Regions from separate parts of the Homo sapiens genome. Here region 1 is linked to region 2. Evidence: read pairs that join two places in POLR2A ChIA-PET (ENCODE). Cell type or tissue: OCI-LY7. All regions are shown on one strand. Each heading gives the region's core, and the rest is flanking DNA. Links, peaks and the distances in the headings are about the cores only.

Evidence for each region. Peaks named below come from ENCODE experiments on the same cell type or tissue, not always from the same donor. Only the 100,000 strongest peaks of a DNase experiment are listed, where the experiment ranks them.
Region 1: POLR2A ChIA-PET joins it to region 2 with 7 read pairs; 2 of 35 experiments call an interaction of 5 or more read pairs at or near these places.

What each region holds. Positions count from the first base shown.
Region 1 is chr12:49,199,799-49,202,717 of GRCh38, reverse strand. No RefSeq gene overlaps it. Among named protein-coding and RNA genes, the nearest start is that of TUBA1A, 12 kb to the right of the region's middle. In OCI-LY7, for the core only: no CTCF peak of the experiment used is centred there; a DNase peak (open chromatin) is centred at 1,397.
Region 2 is chr12:49,617,356-49,620,274 of GRCh38, reverse strand. It overlaps a transcript of FAM186B not described here and the pseudogene HIGD1AP9. Among named protein-coding and RNA genes, the nearest start is that of PRPF40B, 4.7 kb to the left of the region's middle. In OCI-LY7, for the core only: no CTCF peak of the experiment used is centred there; no DNase peak of the experiment used is centred there.

The DNA.
Region 1 (2,919 bases), core at 248-2,747, 420 kb after region 2:
TTTATTTTTTATTTATTTATGTTTTTTGCGATGGAGGTTCGCTCCTGTTGCCCAGGCTGGAGTGCAATGGCATGATCTCAGCTCACCACAACCTCTGCCTCCCAGGTTCAAGCGATTCTCCTCCCTCAGCCTCCCGAGTAGCTGGGATTACAGGCATGTTCCACCATGCCCAGCTAATTTTGTATTTTTAGTAGAGACGGGGCTTTTCCATGTTAGGCTGGTCTCAAACTCCCGACCTCAGGTGATCCACCTGCCTCAGCCTCCCAAAGTGCTGGGATTACAGGCGTGAGCCACCGCGCCCGGCTGTCTGATTTATTTATTTATTATTTTATTGGTTAAAGCTGATGACGCTAGGATATAAATCTTATTTTAATTAAACCATCACAATGTCCACTCTGCTCTGCACGGAAAGATTGGCATTGATGAAGAAGAAGCTGAGGATGAGCTCTGTGTGAAGCCTCCATTTTACACAGATTTTCACTGAACACAAGATGAACCGTCTTCTATAAAACCACTGGGGATGATGTGCGCTGGATTTTTTGCAACGATTTTTATCTCTGGTGTTTCTGGCACTGACTAAGGTTTCAGGCAGACAGAGGCATGGAGGACCTAGCGACAATCACTAGGGAGCTTCCTGGTTGCTAGCAACAGTAAATACCATGAAGACACAATGACACAAAGACTCAACTTTTCACATACACACAATGAGACCTGGAGCCTGGTTTCTTATTTCAGATACAGAGTCCTTGAGATACAGTACAAAGGCTTCTTCTCTCTCTCCTTTGTATTAAATTTTTTAAATTGTGTGCAGAAACACATACTGCCCAAGAGCCTATATGACCATCTTGCTGCTCAATTTGTCTAAGAACACTTGTATTCTAACCTTCCTCTCAGTACTGTCATTTTTTTACTATTTTGAGGGAGAAATAGAAGGAAATAAGCTGTTTATCTGACTTGGGGATTTTAAATTATGTGTGACTTTGAAAAACTCATTTGTAAATACCTGTCTTCTGTAAGAGTTATAATTGATTTCCACTCTTCTGAAAATATTCAGAAAAACTATCTGAAAGATCTTCTTCTCCAAGCTTATTCTCTATTTTGTTTTTAGAAAAGGTAGAAGCATACAGAATATGAAATACAGCACTGGCAATTTAAGGTTTTTCCATGACTCATTCAAGGAAATTGCATAATAGCCTTTCCCTGCCAAGTTCACAGACTCTTCTCAAATACCTTGCAATTTTCCTTATTCTATTCCTTTATTCCTCAACCTCATCTCTCTTTCCTTCTTTTCTATGTGCCATTAACTTTTTTCTCTTTTCTCTAAGGCTGTAAAACTCTCTAGGGTATAGTCATGTGATAGGCAAGGTGACAACGGAAATTTGAAATACCCCCAACCTTGCTAGTCTGTCTCCTAGCAACTGTATAATACGTTGCTTAGTAACATGGGGGTGAGAGTGAAGTCGCTCTTACAAATCTAAAAATACTGAAATCATTTTAAAAAGATTAATAGTGGGCTTATTTATTAAAATATACTAAATCCATAAATAGTCTTGCCATATAAGGGACTTATTTCAGGCTATGCTATCTTGAGTGAAACTCTACATCTCTTATAATCTGTAGACAGTACTAGAACAACAGATTGCTGTTCACATAAGCAGATGAAGGAAAAAACCCACAGCGTTCTCTAAGCCTTTCTCTTCTACACATGTATAATCAAAGTTTACATCCACAGGGAAATGGAGAAATGTTTGCTAAATGATCTTTTAGGCTAGGCAGATGAAGAAAAAGCTAGGCAGCTTTTTCTAAGTTCTCTTTTGCCTGTGCATAATTGATTTCTAAATCTAAAGGAAGGTGGATCCAGCATTATCTCCAGAGAAGTTTAAAAAAAAAAAAAAGAAAAAATATTTTAAAAAGGGAATATGGAGAGACATTTCTTAAAATGCTCTTTGAGGCTAGGCTTCACTAGGAGTTGTGTCTTTAGGGTTAACAACCATAAATAAAGTAATTTTCAGTAAATTTATCGAGCGGATATCAGAATTTAGAAATAGCTGAACCACATCAAGCACACTAAAATTGTTTAGCTCAAAAATGATAAATTATTAATTCTAGGAGAGTATTATTTACTGAATTAGACCTACTGAATCAGACTCTCTGGTGGAGGAACTGGGGATCCATATTTTAACCAGCACCCCAATTACTTCAGCACATTTAGGAAACACTGGTGTACATGATCATTCCAACATGTTATAGGGGGGTATCTTCTATTTTAGTCTTAGATTTATGCCTGTAACACTTGAAGAGGGAGGTTCAAAGCCCAACCTAAATATTCTGCCACGTCCTCCCCTTGATGTAGGCCCTTTGGCTAATAAGACTGGTCAAGGCTGGGCGTGGTGGCTCACGCCTGTAATCCCAGCACTTTGGGAGGCTGAGGTGGGTGGATCACCTCAGGCTGGGAGTTCGGGACCAGCCTGGCCAAAATGGTAAAACCCCATCTCTACTAATAATACAGAAATTAGCTTGGTGTGGTGGTGCACGCCTGTAATCCCAGCTACTCCGAAGGCTGAGGCAGGAGAACCACTTGAACCTGGGAGGCAGAGGTTGCAGTGAGCTGAGATCATGCCATTGCACTCCAACCTGGGCGGCAGAGTGAGACTTCCATCTCCAAAAAAAAAAGACTGGTAAAGCTTCAGAAGCCTCCTCAATTGTTCATTCTGCAAATGTTTATTAAGATAATTTTGAATTGTAATTGACAGAATTTAGTGATCAGTTAGGATTAACTTAAATGAATTAAAGTACTTAGAATAGTGCCTGGAACACAGTGTTATATGAGGTTATTATTATTATTTATTTTATATATATATATATATATATATATATATATATTTTTTTTTTTTTTTTTTTTTTTTTTTGAGACAGAGT
Region 2 (2,919 bases), core at 136-2,635:
GATTCTGCAGCAAACTAGGAGTACTTCAGGGTTGGTTTGCTATCTTCTTTAGAACTAATTTTATCCTAACAGTTTAAGAAGGTGGACATTTCAACACCATCTTTTAGGTGACATGTTTCTTTTGTGTTAATTTGACTCCCCTGAATGACCTAGTTAGTAAACTAGTCACTAGTAATTCAGTCACCAGGCAAATCAAGCCTGCAAGAAAGAAGGCCAGTATTCACAATGCCGTGTTATCAGCTGAACCCACTCAAATAGTTTATTTTAATCATTAATATGTAGCTTCAATAATGAGATGTGGACGCGGTGGCTCATGCCTGTAATCCCAGCACTTTGGGAGGCCGAGGTGGGTGGATCACTTGAGGTTAGGAGTACAAGACCAACCTGGCTAATATGGTGAAACCCCGTCTCTACTAAAAAAAAAATACAAAAATTAGCTGGGCGTGGTGGCGATCACCTGTAATCCTAGCTACTCAGGAGGCTGAGGCAGGAGAGTCACTTGAACTCGAGAGGCAGAGGTTGCAGTGAGCAAGATTGTGCCACTGCACTCTAGCTTGGGCAACAGAGCAAGACTCCATCTCAAAAAAAAAAAAAAAAAAAAAAAAAAGAGATGTCTAACTAAAGTAAGCTCCTCCAACAAAACCAAGATAGCATTTCTTCTACGGTGTAGGTTTTGCCCAGAATTCCCGATACATGGAATGATAGCCCATACCAACAGTCATTGCTCCTTCAACAAAGCCTTGGGCTGCCACACACATGTGGATCAGATGATGCAACATTTTAGTATTTCCCCTGCTCTTCAGTTTGTATAATACATATGCAACAATTGCTGCAAAACCTGCCATTCCAGTGGGGATGAATGGTGCCTCTTTAGCTTTTCAAATAAGTTTGGATCCCTAGATTTTCATCATATGAAGGGAAACATCTGTATTTGTTGACACAGTGATTGCTTGAATAATCTCCCTAGAGCGAGAAAACCCCCTCACACACCAACCGGCTTCTGATCCCCACCTGTGCCTGTGTTTTTCTTGATTTATAATACTCCCGCTTTTTTGAGGAGACCATCATCCAGAAGCTTCCTGAGAAAGGGAGCAGTAAATTATTTTGGAACTTTGCGTTTTTGCTGTTGTCATTTTTCAACTGTGACCCTTGGATTGGTTGTTTGGCTGGGTAATGAATTCCTTCAGAATTATGAAGGCATTGCTACATGGTCTTCTAGCTTCTGACACTGCTGTGGAGAATGAGAAGTCTGAAGCCTTTTAATTCCTTGTCCTTTCTAGGTGACTTTTCCCCTCTCTGAACTTCTTGTTTCCAATGTTCTGAAATTGCAGTGATATGTCTTGGTGAGTGGCTATTATCTTCCATTGTGCTGGGCACTCAGTGCCCCTCACTTTTGGGGAATAATCTTGAATCATCCTATTGGTGATTTCTTCCTATTTTCTCTATTCTTTCCTTTTTGGAACTCCTATTACTTGGACAATGGACCTGTTGAACTGGTCCTTCTAATTTCTTATTTTTCTCTCTAGCTTTGCATCTTTTTTACTTTATTTTCTGGGAGATTTCCTCAACTTTATCTTCCCATTCTTCTGAGTTTTTCCATCTTTTAAAGGTTTTAATCACTTTCACTTTATTTTTATTCTCCGAATTGTCCTTTTTATAGCATATTTTGTTTCAGGGTTATCTTATCTCAGAAGCTGTTACTGATAGTTCTGTCATTTTTTTTTCTCTACATAATCTCTGCTCCAAATTTCTTTTTCTTTTGTTTTGGTCTCTGTCTTCTATATTAGATTCTTTTCTTGGAGGTCTTAGACTCCTTGGTTGTCTGCTCACACTTAAGGATGGGTCACCTAAAAGCTGACTGGAAGCATTTGTTCTCTGTTCAGGTGGTACATGGATGGGCTTGTCAGTCATGAGCTTCTTTTTTTTTTTTTCAGACGGAGTCTCACTCTGTCGCCAGGCTGGAGTGCAGTGGCGTGATCTCAGCTCACTGCAACCTCCAACTCCCTGGTTCAAGTGATTCTCCTGCCTTAGCCTCCTGCGTAGCTGCGATTACAGGCACGTGCCAACACGCCCGGCTAATTTTTGTATTTTTAGTAGAGACAGGGTTTCACCGTGTTGGTCAGGATGGTCTCAATCTCCTGACCTTGTGATCCACCCACCTCAGCCTCCCAAAGTGCTGGGATTACAGGTGTGAGCCACCACACCCGGCCAGTCATGAGCTTCTTTGCACAGTGATCTGGCTGGGAACTTCTGATGTCAGCATTCCTAGGTTTTCCTTCTCAGTGTGGTCAGACAGAGGAGATTGCCCATCTCTGGTCTGGCACAACCAATTCCATTTGCCATAGAGTTCTGCCGCTGCCTTAGGATCTGTCCTTCTCTAGTGTAAGTGAGTAATCTCTCATCCATCTGGCTTCCACTTCTGAAAATATTTTGCTCGTCTCTTCTCCTGTTTCCCTGTCCTTATGGATTTATGCCTTTAAAAATCCCTTGGCTACATGGGTTTTCAGTGGACAAATTTGGATGCTCATGTTCAATCTACCATTTTTTACCCAGAAACTTTAAGTATATTTTAACTGGTTTTAAAATAGTAGTTTAAAAATATACATATGAATATCAAATTTCTGGGTTCATGAAAACAGGCTTGTTGACATTAAATGACTTTATAATAGAAAGCTATCATGAAATTAAACTTATAATGTAAATGTGTACTAATAAAATATTGCTTTTTTTTGAGACAGGGTCTCATTCTGACACCCAGGCTAGAGTGCAGTGGTGTGGTCTCGGCTCACTGTAGCCTCTGCCTCCCAGGCTCAGGTGACCCTCCCACCTCAGCCTCCTGAGTAGCTGGGTCTACAGGCATGTATTACCACACTGGCTAATTTTTGTATTTGTTGTAGAGATGGGGTTTCACCATTTTGC